2 separate regions of the Homo sapiens genome follow, and region 2 is linked to region 1. A link is a loop called in an ENCODE intact Hi-C map of the cell type or tissue named here. Cell type or tissue: heart right ventricle. All regions are shown on one strand. Links, peaks and the distances in the headings refer to the core of each region. The heading gives the core; the rest is flanking DNA. Region 1 has its middle 36 kb from the start of ULK4. Region 2 overlaps ULK4 (unc-51 like kinase 4).

Region 1 (8,649 bases), core at 229-8,228:
TCTCCTGCCTCAGCCTCCCAAGTAGTTGGTGCCTGCCACCACACCAGGCAAATTTTTGTATTTTTTGGTAGGGATGGGGTTTCACTGTGTTGGCCAGGCTGGTCTCGAACTTCTGGCCACAAGTGATCCACCAGCCTCAGCCTCCCAAAGTGCTGGGATTACAGACTTGAGCCACCATGCCTGCCCTATATTTCTTCCATCTTGAATAGAAGAAAAAAACTCTCTTGACTTTACTTCCACCTCTAGATGCCACCCTGTTTTTTGTCATCCTTCATAACAAAGCTATTTGAAAGAATTGCTTATCGTCACTGTCTCAATTCTGTCCATTTTTTCCTGAAACCCATTCCACTGAGACTACTCCACCCAGTCAAGGTCACCATTGACCTCCACATTGCTACATTTAGGGTCCATTATCAGTTCTCCTTTTACTTGACCTCTCAGCCACATTTGACACAACTTTTGTCATCTTTCTTCTTGGAACACTTTCTTTACTTGGATTCTAGGAAACTGCACTCTACACTCACTCCTTAGTGATCTCATCTAATCTCAAGGCTTTAAACACCATCTACACATAGATAACTCCAAGTTTATACTTCCAGTCCAGACTTTCCCTCTGAACTCCAGACTCATGTAAACAAACTTCCTACTTGACACTGGCATTTGGATGTCTAATAGGCATCTCTACCTTATTATGCCCAAAACTGAGCTGCTGGACTTCTAAAAATTCTACTATTCCACAGTTTCCTAGATTTCAATTGTCCAGGCAGAAACCTTATATTTATCTCTGACTTCTCCCTTTTTTTTCACCCCACATCCAATTTATCAGGAAAACCTGTTGGTTCTACCTTCAAAATATAATCCAGAACCTACTTCTTACTGCCTTCACTGCCTCCATCCTAGTCCAAACCACCATCATTTCTCCTGCATTCCTGCAAGAACCTCCTAAATTCTTACTTGTTCACCTGCCCTCTGCCCCTGCCCTACCTCAGTCCATTTTTCAATGCAGTAGCCAATGATCTTGTAAAATGTGAGTCACATCGTGGCTCTCCTCCGTTCAAAACCCTCCAATTGTTCCCCATTCCTCCCAGAATGTAAGCAAAAGTTTTTACAGGGCCAGGAGTGGTGGTGCACACCTGTAGTCCCAGCTACTTGGGAGGCTGAGATGGGAAAACTGCTTGAGCTCAGGAGGTTGAGGCTGCACTGAACCGTGTTTGTTACACTGCACTCCAGCCTGGGTGACAGAGTGAAACCCTGTCTCAAGAAAAAAAAGTCTCTACCATGGCCCACAAGACCTACACCGTCTACTCCCCTCATCCCACTGACTTCATTTTCCTCTTCTCTCCAACTCACTAACTTCACAGGAAAAATAGTCTCCTTGCTGTTCCTTGAACATGCCAGAGACACTGTCACCTCAGAACTTTTGCACTGGCCATTTCCTTTGCCTGGATTGTTCTTCCTCTACTTATCCTTATGGCTCTTCTCCTCATCTCAATAAGACTTATTTTTTTTTTTTTTAAGACAGGGGTCTTGTTCTGTCACCCAGGCTGGAATGCAGTGGGATGATCATAGCTGTCTGCAACCTCGAACTCCTGGGCTCAAACAATTCTCCTGCCCCAGCCTCCTGAGTAGCTGGGACTATAGATGCACATCATCGTTCTGGCTAATTTTTTATTTTCATTTTTGTAGAGACAAGGTCTCGCTATATTGCCTAGGATGGTCTCAAACTCCTGGCCTCAAGTCATCCTCCCTCCTGGTCCCCCAAAGTGCTGGGATGATAGGCATGAGCCACATGGCTCACCAATGAGGCCTCCTTGAACCATCTCATTAATACTGCCACTTATTTTCCCCCGGCACTCTCAATGCCCCTTACCCTGCTCTGTCTTTTTTAAAATTTAGCACATTTTAATATATTATATTATTTATTTTCTTAAACCCTCTTAATTCACAAGGTAGTCTTATTCTCAGATGTATTCTCAGCACAACGTCTAGAACATAGTAGTTGCTCAATAAATATTTGTTGATTGGATCAAACCTTCAGGATCTAACCAAAGATCCATATGACTTGGAATACCTTCATTGATTAACATTTTACTGTTTTGTTGGATGTGGAGAGTGTAGTAATTCTCATTTCTCATATCAAAGTTAAAAGATCTTGAGAATATTTCCTGAACCTCCTTAACTTCCCTTTCACAACCCATTATAAAGTGACCACCTATCAAAACCTTGCTAGATCCTATTTGTATTCAAGTTATACAATAATATTCTTGGGGTAATGGGTGTCCCATACTACTTTCCGTTTATGGTATGTTGACACCAGCTAAATCTCAGCTTTTATGGACTTTGAGCTCATCTAATCCTCTTCCTAAGCTACTAAAGAGTATTTTTTTTTCTTTTTTCTTTTTTTTTTTGTTTGAGACTGGGTCTTGCCCTGTCACCCAAGTTGGTGTGCAGAAGAAGCACAATTGTAGTCTACTGTAACCTAGAACACCTGGACTCAAGCAATCCTCCCACTTCAGCCTCCTGAGTAGCTGGGACTACAGGCGTGTGCCACCACATCTGGCTAATTAAAAGAAATTTTTGTAGAGACGGGGGTCTCACTGTGTTGTCCAAGCTGCTCTTGAACTCTAGAACCCAAGGGATCCTCCCACCTTGGCCTCCCAAAGTGTTGGGATTACAGGCATGAGCCACCATGCTCAGCCCCAAGCTAAAGAGAATTAGTCACAGTTTATCCTCATGGAAAAATACCTCTGCTATTTTAATTCTTTAGTTGCTCTTATTTAAATCTTTCCAAATTTGTATGCCTTTCTGAGTTTCTGGTAACTGATATTTTAAGTGTAGCAACATGCTTCTAGCTCTCTCTTTCTATGTTTTGTTTTGTTTTCCCCTGAGCAATCTTGACCCAAGCCCAGAGTCCATGGAAGTTCAAGGGTGGGCATCAGGGAGTATATTTGTTAGGGTGGACAAAACTGAAATAAAAAATAAGTAAACCTGCTGGCGCGGTGGCTCATGCCTATAATCCCAGCTGTTTGGGAGGCCAAGGTGGGTGGATCACTTGAGGCCAGGAGTTCAAGACCAGCCTGGGCAACATGGTGAAACCCCGTCTCTACTAAAAATACAAAAATTAGCCAGGTGCAGCGGTGAGCCCCTGTAATCCCAGTTATTCAAGAGACTGAAGCATAAGATTTGCTTGAACCTGGGAGGCAGAGGTTGCAGTGAGCCAAAATGTGACACTGCACTCCAGCTTGGGTGACAGAGAAAGACTCTGTCTTAAAAAAATAAATAAAACCTAAAATGTCATGCCACAACACAGCAGTTTGTTTGTTTTTTGAGACAGAGTATTTTTTTATATTTTATATATTTTATATATATATATATATATATATATATATATATATATATATATATATATATATATATTTTGAGATGGAGTTTCACTCTGTCGCCCAGGCTGGAGTGCAGTGGTGCAATTTCGGCTCACTGCAACTTCTGCCTCTGGGTTCAAGCAATTCTCGTGCCTCAGCTTCCTGAGTAGCTGGGATTACAGGCACCTGCCACCACACCCAGCTAATTTTTTGTATTTTTAGTAGAGATGGGGTTTCACCCTGTTGGTTAGTCTGGCTCGAACTCCTGACCTCAGGTGATCCACCTGCCTCGGCCTCCCAAAGTGCTGGGATTACAGGTGTGAGCCACCACGCCTGGCCAAAATATCTACTTTTATTCAATTTATTTTATGTTATTCTGAAAATGTTTTGTAAAGAAAAAGCTTTATCAGTTCAAATTACAAGATTATGGTTTTAGCTCACTTTATGTTTCACTTGGAAGCATGAGATTTTATGATTGGCCCAGCTGGGTCATGGCTGTTGGGACTAAAGTTTAGGGCCTGTTACCAAAAGAAGATGCCACTACATATGGTCAGGCAAGGTACAAGAATTATCACACCATGTTATGACATCTGAAAGAATTATTTGATAAGAACTGGGAAAAACCTATTGTAGGGGACAGTGCTGGGGCTCTGCCCATATCCCCCACAGCCTTACAGCTGTAGTGGAGCCAGCACCAGCTGCCAGCATGCTGTCCTAATCCTCTGGCTACTGAAGCCTGCTCTGCTCGATGCAGTGGGTTGGAAGTTATGGGGAATTGAAGATCTTCCAGAAGTCCCTGTTCCTTTGTCTCTTCGGGCAGTGTACGTTCTCTGCTGGCTTCCAGACTTCCTTCAAGTGATTGGGCTCCAGTTATTTTTGCTTGATAAAGCACCCTTCATCAGCAGCTACCTTCCTTTCCTGTCTCAATTCTCTGTCCCCCTGCCGGTGTTTCCTGGGATCACTTCCAGATAAATTGCATATCTCAGGGGCTACTTTAGGGGGAACCCAAACTAAGACACTTCTCTTACTGTTACTGTTTTGCATTTGGTCAGAGTTTAGCACAAGGCCTATGTGTTGGCAACTGTTAAAGTAAGCACAGATCCTCCAAGGAAACTTCTTAGACACTGTGATGATGCCACATTGGGCGATGAGGTGAGGAGTGGCAGGGTCAGCTGTTTCTGTGCTGCAAGTACTGTGAGAAGAAAACAAAAGTAACAACCATGCACTGCTCAGCACTAGCTAGTAGAATGTTTTCCTCCTGGTGTTACTAAATTTAACACATTTAACAAAATCATGCAGTCGACCCATATGAATAGATTCCTGTTGCTCTGACTGGGCCTTAGATATAAATAAGCCCCAAAGAAATGACCTCCAAGTAGATTGTAAGAACTTGGCAAAGATGAAGCTAACTTAGCTAAGGGCAAGTATCAGGGAGAATATATTTATTCTTCCAAAACTCATGCCACATAGACCAATTAAATTGAGGACTCAGCAGCAGCAGGCTCTTAAAGGAAGGTACCAGGCTTGTCACTTTAATCGACCAAGAAGGACTTTCAGGAATAGAAATGAGGAGTGTTTATGCCTTTCATTTTATTTGAATCACTGAATGTAACAGGACACAAAAACTACCCCAACCCATGTGGGATGGTTTTTGCAACAGAAGCACAAAACCAAGACCAAAATGCAGGAACATCTATGGCTGATCATCTTGGACATTGCTGCAGAGAGGGTGGGTATTTCTTTTGACAAGAACTCAAATTTGTGTTTGCTTCCATTTAGAAGCCTTGTCCAAAGCATCCTTCAAGGTTGCCCATCCCAGGGGCACGCAGAAGAAATAACACACAATTTGAAGAAACTTGAAGTCATTGTTTCCTTTACCACCCTCCTCCCATTTCAAAACTCTGTTGGATAGAGCACATTTTATTGGTTCTTTTTCTGCCCATCTCAACTGTTTTGAAAGTTTTACAGCGTGTTTCTATTTCTTTAATATATTTATTTTTAAATGTTTAACAATTTTATATTTATCAAAATATGACATTAATTTTTTTCTTGCATCAGCCTACATCATGCTTTGAGACATTAATCTTACTTAAGAATACACAGTAGGAGCCAGGTGCGGTGGCTCACACCTGTAATCCCAACACTCTAGGAGGCCAAAGGGGAAGGATCACTTGAGTCCAGGAGTTCAAGACCAGCCTCTGCAACATAGGGAGACCCCCTGTCTCTACAAATAATAATAAAAAAATTAGCTGGGCATGGTGGTGCGTGCCTGTGGTCCCAGCTACTTAGGAGGATTAGGCAGGTGGGAGGTCAGGGCTGCAGTGAGTAGTGATCATGGCACTGCACTCCGGCCTGGGTGACAGAGTGAGACCCTGTCTCAAAAACAAACAAAAGGCCAGGGCGCGGTGGCTCATGCCTGTAATCCCAGCACTTTGGGAGGCCAAGGTGGGCGGATCACCTGAGATCGGGAGTTTGAGACTAGCCTGACCAACATGGAGAAAACCCATCTCTACTAAAACAGCAACAACAACAAAATACAAAATTAGCTGGATGTGGTGGCACATGCCTGTAATCCCAGCTACTCAGGAGGCTGAGGTGGGAGAATCGCTTGAACCCAGAAGGCTGAGGTTGCAATAAGCCGAGATCGCACCACTGCACTCCAGCCTGGGCAACAAGAGCAAAACTCTGTCTCAAAAAAAAAAAAAAAAAAAATGCTGGCACGGTGGCTCATGCCTGTAATCCCAGCACTTTGGGAAGCCAAGGTGGGCAAATCGCGAGGTCAGGAGTTTGAGACCAGCCTGACCAACATGGTGAAACCCTGTCTCTACTAAAAATACAAAAAAATTAGCTGGGCGTGGAGGCAGGCGCCTGCAATCCCAGCTACTTGGGAGGCTGAGGCAGGAGAATCGCTTGCACCCGGGAGGCAGAGGTTGCAGTGAGCCGAGATAGCACCACTGCACTCCAGCCCAGGTGACAGTGCGAGACCCTGTCTCAAAATAATAATAATAATAGGGCTGGGTGTGGTGGCTCACACCTGTAATCCCAGCACTTTGGGAGGCCAAGGTGGGCAGATCACGAGGTCAAGAGGTAGAGACCATCCTGGCTAACATGGTGAAACCCCGTCTTTACTAAAAATACGAAAATTAGCCAGGCATGGTGGCATGCGCCTATAGTCCCAGCTACTCAGGAGGCTGAGACAGGAGAATCACTTGAACTCAGGAGGCAGAGGTTGCAGTGAGCTGAGATCGTGTCACTGCACTCCAGCCTGGGTGACCAAGTGAGACTCCGACTCAAAAAAAAATGAATAAAAATTAATAATAATAATAATCCGAATAAAAAGGCTAAAAGACCACATGCAAAACACAGTGATGCAAGATGAACCTGGAGTATCTTGTAATGCCAGGAAGTAAAGACATACTAAAACAAAAACTAAACCCACAATCATGGGGTTTATGTCAAAGGGGCATGGGAGTCAACTGAAAAAGTTTCCAGTGGCCAAAGCTGGAAGAATTTGAGCAACAAAATAAATAAAGTAGTATTGGATTATAACTCAAAGTACAAAATAAATATCCATGAATCCATGTTGACATAAATACATAAATGAATAAATACATGGGGAAGAAGAAAAAAAATCTCCCATACAGAAGAATTCCAAATAAAGTATGTAGAACTCCACTTCTAACAGATGGAGCATAACTCCCACTCTGTCTGTGTGGGCTGTGCTTAGTGACTTCCTTCAAAAGAGTACAGTATGGCTTGGGCATCGTGGCTCATGCCTGTAATCCCAGCACTTTGGGAGGCCAAGGTGGGCAGATCACCTGAGGTCAGGCGTTCGAGACCAGCCTGGCCAACATGGCAAAACCCTGTCTCTGCTAAAAATACAAAAATTAGCCGGGTATGGTGGTGCACACCTGTAGTCCCAGCTACTCGGGAGGCTGAGGCAGAAGACAGGAGAATCACTTGATCCCGGGAGATGAAGGTTGCAGTGAGCTGGGATTGCGCCACTGCACTCCAGAGTGAGACTCTGTTTCAAAAACAAACAAACAAAAAAAGAGTACCTTCACAGTGGAGACAGTTGACAAACACTTCCTCAGGCAGTGAGGTGATCAAGATTGACTCAACAGTAATAAGTCATGCCAATAGTATGTTCCCTTAGTAGTATGTGATGGGAATGGCACTTTATCTCCTTTATCTCCATGCTCCTCCTCCCCAAAACCAATAGCCCCAGTCTGGTTATGAGAAAAAGATCAGACAAATACCAATTAAGTGACAGTCTAAAAATACCTGATCAGCAATTCTCAAAATTGAAAGGTCATCAGAAACTAGGAAAGTATGAAAGACTGTCAGAGGCAGAACCCAAAGAGACAAGATGATTAAATGTAATGGGGTATCCTGGATGGGATCCTGGAACAGAAAAAGGACATTCAGTAACAACTAAGTAAATATGAACAAAATGAGGACTATCATTAATAACAAGCATCAGTATATGTTCATTAATTATGACAAATGTACCATACTAATGTAAGAGGTTAATAGTAGGGGAAACTGGGCGTGGGGCATATGGAGACAATTTGTATTATCTTTTTAATTTTTCTGTGAATCTAAAATTATTCTAATATAAAAGGTTTATTTTAAAAATAGTGATAAACATTGAAACCAGTATGATTTAAAGTTTAAATAATTTGGCCAGGCATGGTGGCTCACACCTGTAATCCCAGCACTTTGGGAGGTCAAGGCTGATGGATCACTTGAGGTCAGGGGTTTGAGACCAGCCTGACCAACATGGTGAAACTCTGTCTCTACTAAAAATGTAAAAATTAGCTGGGCGTGGTGGCACATGCCTGTAGTACCAGCTACTCCAGAGGCAGAGGTGAGAGAATCACTTGAACCCGGGAGGCAGAGGCTGCAGTGAGCCAAGATCATGCCATTGCACTCCAGCCTGGGCAACAGAAGGAGACTCCATCTCAAAAAATAAAATAAAATAAAATAAAATAAAGTTTAAATAATTTGTTCCTCATAGTATAGTGGTTAAATATTTTTAAAAGAAAAAGTTTAAATAATTTGTAATATGATGAAGATAGTTAATGAATTGGTTACTAAAGAAATGTTTAAGTATAAAAAGTAAATATAATTTCAAGTTAAAATATGCTATTTCTACAAAATCTGGGAAGTCATAGGAGAAGGAAGAGGATGGAGAAACGAGGTAAATTGAGAGGTTTCACCCGGGCGTGGAGGCTCATGCTTGCAATCCCAGCACTTTGGGAGGCCAAGGCGGACAGATCACTTG
Region 2 (8,649 bases), core at 488-8,487, 83 kb after region 1:
CAGATTCCTAGAAAGTTCTTGATAAATAGGTAATTTTTCATGATAATCTGGAATGCTGAAATGTGCCTAACTCAAAAATTGTGATTATTAGAAATTTTTGTAAAGATGCCTTGCAATTGTGTATTATTCAGATGATTTGAATGGCCCATGCACCCATTGGTTCATAGTAGTGGTCCATATGTGTGTTTGTGTATTTGTTAGGATGATAATACATTTTGAAGTAAGAGAAATATATAGGCAGTGCCTCGTACATACTAGGCATTAAATAGCTATTGCTATATATTTTTTCTATAAGTTGTATAATCTTGAAATATCTGTAGTTGAGATTAGAATTATTGGTGATAGCAAGGCCAGGTGTGGTGGCTCACGCCTGTAATCCCAGCACTTTGGGAGATCGAGGCGGGCGGATCACGAGGTCAGGAGATTGAGACCATCCTGGCTAACACGGTGAAACCCCATCTCTACTAAAAATACAAAAAATTAGCTGGGCGTGGCAGCGTGCGCCTGTGGTCCCAGCTGCTGGGGAGGCTGAAGCAGGAGAGTGGCCTGAACCCAGGAGGCGGAGTGTGCAGTGAGCCGAGATTGCGCCACTGCACTCCAGCCTGGGTGACAGAGCAAGACTCCATCTCAAAAAAAAAAAAAAAAAAAAAAAAGAATTATTGGTGATAGCAGACTTCTTTCATTTTGCAAGTTTTCATGTGATTTCAGGAAAACCTCCATTCTTCTCAGAAAGTATTTCAGAATTAACTGAAAAGATCTTATGTGAAGATCCTTTGCCACCTATTCCGAAAGGTAAGATTTCTTATGATAAATGGAATTAATTTACATTTTACACTGATTAAAGGTGTACCTTTATCCAACGTTTGCTTTTATTGATTCATAACTCCCCAAAGTTATCTTTTATAAATGATCCCAAGTTGATATTTTTAGAAATGTTAGTATTTCTTTTGCCATTTTTTAAAGATGCTGAAACAGAAAACAAAGTACTAATAGATTTCCCTCATTTAAAAACTATTTTGTGCATCTATATCATAAAAAGTATGGCTTAAAGACTTAAAAAACTTAAACCCTTATGTGACATTGCTTTTTGTATGTACCATTTACTTACTTTGTAGTCGTATCCCATGTGGTTATTTCTATCTCCTGTTGGAACAAATTCACCATTTCCTTATCTTGATGAATCAGAATGCTACCCTTATAAGTTTTAAAAATCTTTATTTATTTATTTATTTATTTATTTATTTATTTATTTATTTATTTTTGAGACAGAGTCTTGCTCTGTTGCCCAGGCTGGAGTGCAGTGGCGTGTTCTCGGCTCACTGCAACCTCCGCCTCCCGGGTTCAAGCAGTTCTCCTGCCTCAGCCTCCCGAGTAGCTGGGACTACAGGTGCCCACCACGGCACCCGGCTAATTTTTTGTTTTTTGTTTTTTATTAGAGACGGGGTTTCACCATCTTGGCCAGGCTGGTCTCAAACTCCTGATGTCATGATCCACCCACCTCAGCCTCCCAAAGTGCTGGGATTACAGGCGTGAGCCACTGCGCCCGGCCTAAAAATCTTTAAAATTAGATACAGTTGTATTATTTTTAAAGTGTTGGAACTTTAATCATATAAATTGTGGTTAATATAATGATCTATCAGCAATAATTTTTAAGGAAAGGAAAACAAAAGAAGGCACAAGTGTAGTAAAACATTTTGCTATACATTGTTAAAGTTTATCTTAAGACACATAAATGAAAACAGGATTCTACAAAAATTATTGCTATATATACATATATATATATTTGAGAGACAGGGTTCTGCTGTGCTGCTGTGTCACTCAGGCTGGAGTGCAGTGGTGCAGTCAACCTCCCAAGTAGCCGGGACTATAGGGGCACACCACTGGGAATGGCTAATTTTTTAATTTTTTGGTGGAGACAAGGTCTTGGTATGTAGCCTAGCTTGTCTTGAACTCCTGGCCTCGAGTGATCCGCCTGCCTTGGCCTCTCAAAGTGCTGGGATTTCAAGTATGAGCCACAATGTGTGGCCATTACTACTACTTTTAACCATAGACTGATGACCTGGATATGGTATATAACTAATTTAAAAAGACAAAACATTATGAGATTAGTGGTATTGGACAGTGTCATATTATAATGCTTCTTATTTCTGTTAAAAATCTTAAAAGAGGGATTGCAAATATTCTTAGTTGTTCAAGTTAGGAATACTTAAAAGAATAAGGTATAATTAATAGTTAAGCTGGGGCCGGGCATGGTGGCACACACCTGTAATCCTAGCACTTTGGGAGGCTGAGGTGGGTGGATCACCTGAGGTCAAGAGTTCACGACCAGCCTGACTATCATGGTGAAACCCTGTCTCTACTAAATACAAAAAAATTAGCCAGGCATGGTGGCACATGCCTGTAATCCGAGCTACTTGGGAGGCTGAGACAGGAGAATCGCATATACCTGGGAGGCAGAGGTTGCAGTGAACTGAGATCGCTCCATTGCACTCCAGCCTGGGCAAGAAGAGTGAAACTCATTCTCCAAAAAAAAAAAAAAAAAAATAGTTGGAGCTGAGCATAGTGGCTCACACTTGTAATTGTAATTGCAGCACTTTAGGAGATCCAAGGCAGGTGGATCACTGGAGCCCAGGAGTTGGAGACTAACTTAGGCAGCATAGTGAGACCCCATCTCTATAAAAAATAAACAAAAATTAGTCAGGCATGGTAGTGCATGCCTGTAGTCCCACCTACTCTGGAGGCTGGGGTGAGAGGATCACTTGAGCCTGGGAGGTAGAGGCTGGAGTGAACCATGATGGTGCCACTGCACTCCACCCTGGGTGACAGAGCAAGACTCTATCTCAAAAAACTCCCCCAAAATAGTTGAAGACAAGTGTTTGAGTTTGTTAAGCTGGTGATCCTTATTGGGATTGTTCAGTGAAGAGAAGGCTTAGAGGTTTGTTAAGACTTAGTTTTTGAGATTTACATTTCTTTTTTGTGATCTAGGAAAAAATGTTTTTAATCTTTGTGTTCTGTACCTCCCCATCCTGCCCCATTAAATAGAGGATATAATTGTTGTTAATGGATTTAGTGTTCTCTTAATAATAATGTATGTGTTTAAAATACTATTGCTTTAAATGTTGATGTAAGAGATAAAAATAAAATTGATATGTATTTACTACTTATCATTTTTTCTTGGAAATTAATTCATTTATAGATTCTTCTCGTCCTAAAGCTTCTTCAGATTTTATTAATTTGCTTGATGGGTTACTTCAAAGAGATCCTCAGAAAAGGTAGGGACAGTAGTTCGATCTTTTTTTCTTTTTCTTTTGAGTTCTGCAAATGGAGTAAGGGGCAGTATTTTAATGGGAATAAATAATGAAATCTTTTCCCCCTTTTATGTACTTCTAAAATGGTGCTGTTCTTAATATACAAATAGCTATTCAAATTATTATTTTTTAAAGAAGTCTGACTTCGGATTAAAAGTTTTTCTCTCAGTTTGCAGGTGTTTTTAATCATGAGGAATTTTTGAAGTCAGTTTCTCTTTTCATGTATTAAGTAGTTGACAAATTTTCTTATAACTCCCAAATCCAAGAGGTACCATTTCTTGTATTTTGTATTTCAGGCTAAAACTGTTTGACTATTGACCGAGGGATGATATTGTCAAGTTAAGATGCTGTTAACTGAGTGTCATAAAAACAGGTTTTATGACACTCCTGTCATAATGGGGCTATTAAGTGATAGGATAATAGGCACCTTGTGAATTTTCTGTCAGTGATGGCAATGTTAGAAATCATTGTTGAGGCACAGGGTAGGGGAGGCTAGGAGGTAGACCAGAGTGGGAAAGAGGCCCAAACAACTAGTTTCTAGTTCTGGTTCTGTCACTAGGTAACTGGGATGGGGTGATGGGAGGAGGGTTCCGTTTATAAAATGGAGAATAAATTTAGTGTAGCATATACAAGAATCCATTCTTTTATTAAATATATTTTAAAAACTGCAGAAGGAAATGCTGATTTTTGTATAAGCTGTAGGACAAACATCCTTTACTTATATTAGAATGCTTTCAACATTAGTGTTATTTTGGTGGATAATTTTTCAGACATCTTTTGATAGGATGTAACTATACCTAATTTACTTAAGACGGTGTATCCACATATCCCTACATTTATAACTGTATGCTATATAATTTTTTGCTTACATGGGACCACTCCATAACCTACTTTTTTCTCTCATGGTACATTATGCATATTTTTCCATTTCCATTTCTGAGTCTTGCTCTGTCACCCAGGCTGGAGTGCAGTGGCACAATCTTGGCTCACTGCAACCTGGGTTCAAGTGTTTCTCATGCCTCAGCCTCCCAAGTAGCTGGGATTTCAGGCGCGTGCCACCATCCTCAGCTAATTTTTGTGTTTTTAGTAGAGATGGGGTTTCACCATGTTGGCTATGCTGGTCTCGAGCTCCTGGCCTCAAGCAGTTCCGCCTGCCTCGGCCTCCCAAAGTGCTGGGATTTCAGGTGTGAGCCACTGTACCTGGCTGCCTGGTCATTTTAAATGGCTGTAGAACGTATATACAATTACCTATAAAAAAGTAAACGTTTAGAATGCCTCTTGATTTGGAATATTATATGTGTTGTTACAGTAAATATCCTTTTGTGAATTTTTAAAATTTTTTTGGGTTTACTTGGTTAGTTATCTCTTTGATGTGAATTTCTCAAAATGAAATGGCTGGCCAAAGGCTAAGAGCATTTAAAAAGTTTGATACATTTCCTGCATTCTAGGAACATGTGCTGATTTACACTCCCAGCAACAATATGTTAGAAAGCTCCTTCCCTCCCACTCTCATCTACAGTGTGCCTTGTTGATCTACATTTTTGTCAGTTTGATGGATGAAAATACATTTTACTTTGTTGGCTATTTTTATTTCTCCTTTAGTGAACCATAAGAACCTTTGTGTAAAGGAATATTATATGTGGTTGCAAATTCTATTATTTGTGTTTTACTTTTGATTGAAGTAATTTTATTTAATACAGAAATTTTGAATGATTAGTCGACTATAAATTCTTTTCTTTTTTGTTTTAAAATTTCAGTCAGGCTTAATTTTCCCACTCTGGTGAGTATATCTAGAGGTATACTCTATTAGTAGTGAAACTTAATCTTTTGAAAGTGAGCCTGAGTTTTAAATACAACCTAAAGTCATTTTAATGCAAGTGAACTAGCTAGGTAATATTATTTTGATTCCTAAACAAGGTGTGAATGTATATGGTTATGAAGCTGATATTCTTTCCTCCCACCGCCGCACCCCCTCCCGGAGACGGGGTCTCACTCTGTCACCCAGGCTGGAGTGCAGTGGTGTGATCTTGGCTCACTGCAACCTCTCCCTCCCAGGCTCAAGAGATTCTTCCACCTCAGCCTCCCAAGTAGCTGGGATTATAGGTGTGGGCCCCCACACCCAACTAATTTTTGTATTTTTTGTAGAGATGGGGTTTTGCCACATTGTCCAGGCTGGCCTCAAAATCATGGACTCAAGCAATCTACCCACCTTGGCCTCCCAAAATGCTGGGATTACAGGTGTGAGCCACTACACCTGGGCTGATATTCTTATTTATTCCTGAATGAATTTCCAACAGAATAGTTCCAAAACTTAAATGTGTCAGTTAGGGTAAGTAAAATAATCTTGCCTCTGTTGTGAAATAAAGGATGACAGGATTATAGATATCTGATATATTTACTTTAGAATTTCAAATTACGCTGAGCACGGTGGCTCACGCCAGTAATCCCAGCACTTTGGGAGGCGGAGGCGGGTGGATCACGAGGTGAGGAGATCGAGACCACCCTGGATAACACGGTGAAATCCCGTCTCTACTAAAAATACAAAAAATTATCCAGGCGTGGTGGCGGACGCCTGTAGTCCCAGCCACTCGGGAGGCTGAGGCAGGAGAATGGCGTGAACCCGGGAGGCAGAGTTTGCAGTGAGCCGAGATCGCGCCACTGCACTCCAGCCTGGGTGACAGAGCCAGCCTCCGTCTCAAAAAAAAAAAAAAAAAAAAAAGAATTTCAAATTATTTATCGACTCCGTTTTTCCTAGGCTGGTTGGAGAAACCAGACTCTATGGAATTTGAACCCTGAAACTTCTAATGCTTAGTTATCAGACTGTTTCATTCTGTACCATTTAATGCTTCTGAATTGTTTCTTTTTATCTTGCTGTCTAAAAGAGGTTAATAGCATACAAAAATGAAATAATAAAATATAAAATGATTTCAAAGGTACATGTGTACCTTGTAAAATCTGCTATGTGTAATTGGGACATGTCTTGGGAATTTTTCATGGTAAATCATGTTAAAGTAGAGTTTTAACATTTATGTTTTTTAAAGATTGACTTGGACAAGGCTACTGCAGCATTCATTTTGGAAGAAAGCTTTTGCTGGAGCAGATCAGGAATCAAGCGTCGAAGATCTCAGTCTCAGGTAGTATACACTTACCTTTGTGTATGGGACATAGTTACTGGACACTTAAGCCCATTACTGTTCTAAATATACAACATCAATGACTGGAATTTCTCTGCTTTCGTAGTAGGAGAAAATCCAGCGTTTGTTTAATTAAGGGTTGCTTGAGGAGTTTACTCATGATATTTTTATGTTCTTGATTTTGCATATTTTCTGTTGTTATTCTTCAGTCATTGATATAATATGATAGTCATTAGTTCTGTTACCAAATACATCTGGCTTCCCACCTCCCAAGTAAATGGTAGGATCTTTTTTCTCCTCTTTATGTTAGGTGTGGTCATGTGACTTGTTTCTGGTAACAAAATGTTAGTAAAAGCAATGTGTGTTATTCCCAGATGCAAAGTTGAAGAGCAGTGGTAATTTACTACATGATGAGGTAATTGGGAAGAAAAATGTCAAAATGGAGTTCCAACCTGGATTTTTTTTTTTTTTTTTTTTTGAGACAACGTCTCACTCTGTCACCTAGGCAGGAGTGTAGTGGTACAATCATGGTGCATTGCAGCCTTGACCTCCCTGGGCTCAGGTGATCCTCCTACCTCAGATTCCTGGGTAGCTGAGACTATAGGTGTGTGCCACTACACTCAGCTATTTATTGTATTTTTAGTAGAGACAGGGTTTCACCATGTTGCCCAGGCTGGTTTCAAACTCCTGGCCTCAAGCGATTTGCCCGCTGTGGCCTCCCAAAGTGTTAGGATTATAGGCGTGAGCCACCATGCCTGGTCTGTCAGCCTGGATCTTTTTTTTTTTTAAATTAAAAAAAATTGTTAAAAACAAAAAAGTAGAGACAAGGTCTCACTATGTTGCCCAGGCTGGTCTCAAACTCCTGAGTTCAAGTGATCCGTCTGCCTCGGCCTCCCAAAGTGCGGGGATTACAGGTGTGTACCACCACGCCTGGCCTTAGCCTGGATCTTGAGGGACTACAGTGACGTAGCTTTCCTGCCGGTCTTTGATGGCTATGTGGATGAGGGAGGCATAAAGTTAAGAGATTCTGTAACTTTGCTAAATGTCATGTGTAATTTAATTATCTTCTCCAACCTCTTTTTCTCTAACATAAAACTATAGAGAACTCCAAAGTAAGTTTGATTGTGTTGGTTTTCTCCAATAATAGCAGAAACACTATGGAGTGTTCTGGGCCACAAGATTCCAAGGAGCTTTTGCAGAACTCTCAGAGTAGACAAGCAAAAGGGCACAAGAGTGGTCAACCACTAGGTCACTCTTTCAGACTAGGTAAGTTTTATTTGAGCACATTCATGCTACTTAGAATGTTGTTTGAGAGAGTTCCTAATTTCAGTGTTATGTCCCTTTAAATCTTTGTGTACGTTATGCCTTGCATATGATATTTTTGTTCTTTTCTGGATAACATATTACTTTCCTGCTACAGAAAATCCAACTGAGTTTCGGCCTAAGAGTACTCTTGAGGGTCAATTGAATGAATCCATGTTTCTTCTCAGGTAGGTAAAATGAAAAAAGAGGGATCAGTGCAAGACAAAAGTTAAATTTTCTTAAAGCATCTGCTATCTTGGTGCAAACTTTGTTACACAGAGATAAAGAACAGGAATTTTAGTGCCAAATGCCAGTTTCACTCTCCAATTTCAAAGTTACAGTTAGGTCGTGGCCAGTGAAATGTAGATTTTGCTATGTACAGGATTTTTGAAAATTTTTAACCAAACCAACTTATTTTTTTACCAAAGCAACTCATTATTTCCATTTGTAAGAATTAATGCCTCTTCATTTTGTTCTTTAACTTAAAATAGAATTGAACTTAAAATTTCAGAAGTCCAGCTTGTTTGGTTTGTTTTGTTTTTGAGACAAGATCTCCGTCTATTGCCCAGGCTGGAGTGCAGTGGCGTGATTTTGGTTCATTGTAACCTCTGCCTCCTGGATTCAAGTGATCTTGCCACTTTAGCCTCTCAAGTAGCTATGACTACAGGTGTGTGCCACCATGCCTGGCTAATTTTTTTGTAGAGATGGTGTTTTGCCGTGTTGCTCAGGCTGGTCTCAAACTCCTGGGTTTGAGCCATCTGCCTGCCAATGCACCCAGTTTTTGTTGTTGTTGTTAATGCTTTGAAGGCAAAAGCTTCTTTATTTGGATAAATACTTACAGAAAAGAAGAGGTTCTGTTTTTCTTTAAATACTTTTTTATTCTTTCATTTATTTTTATTTTATTT

Evidence for each region. A loop is a pair of places that touch in the nucleus more often than their neighbours do. Peaks named below come from ENCODE experiments on the same cell type or tissue, not always from the same donor. Only the 100,000 strongest peaks of a DNase experiment are listed, where the experiment ranks them.
Region 2: it touches region 1 in a loop (2.4-fold over the local background); 8 of 110 quality-filtered maps call a loop at or near these places.

Annotation. Positions count from the first base shown.
Region 1 is chr3:41,993,781-42,002,429 of GRCh38, reverse strand. No RefSeq gene overlaps it. Among named protein-coding and RNA genes, the nearest start is that of ULK4, 36 kb to the right of the region's middle. RefSeq lists a silencer at 2,940-3,151. In heart right ventricle, for the core only: a CTCF peak has its summit at 4,291; a DNase peak (open chromatin) is centred at 4,109; H3K27ac peaks cover 956 bases.
Region 2 is chr3:41,910,600-41,919,248 of GRCh38, reverse strand. It overlaps ULK4 (unc-51 like kinase 4), which reads left to right. Exons shown (of 37, transcript NM_017886.4): 7 at 709-792; 8 at 3,197-3,272; 9 at 6,350-6,442; 10 at 7,590-7,708; 11 at 7,863-7,932. Among named protein-coding and RNA genes, the nearest start is that of ULK4, 47 kb to the left of the region's middle. In heart right ventricle, for the core only: no CTCF peak of the experiment used is centred there; no DNase peak of the experiment used is centred there.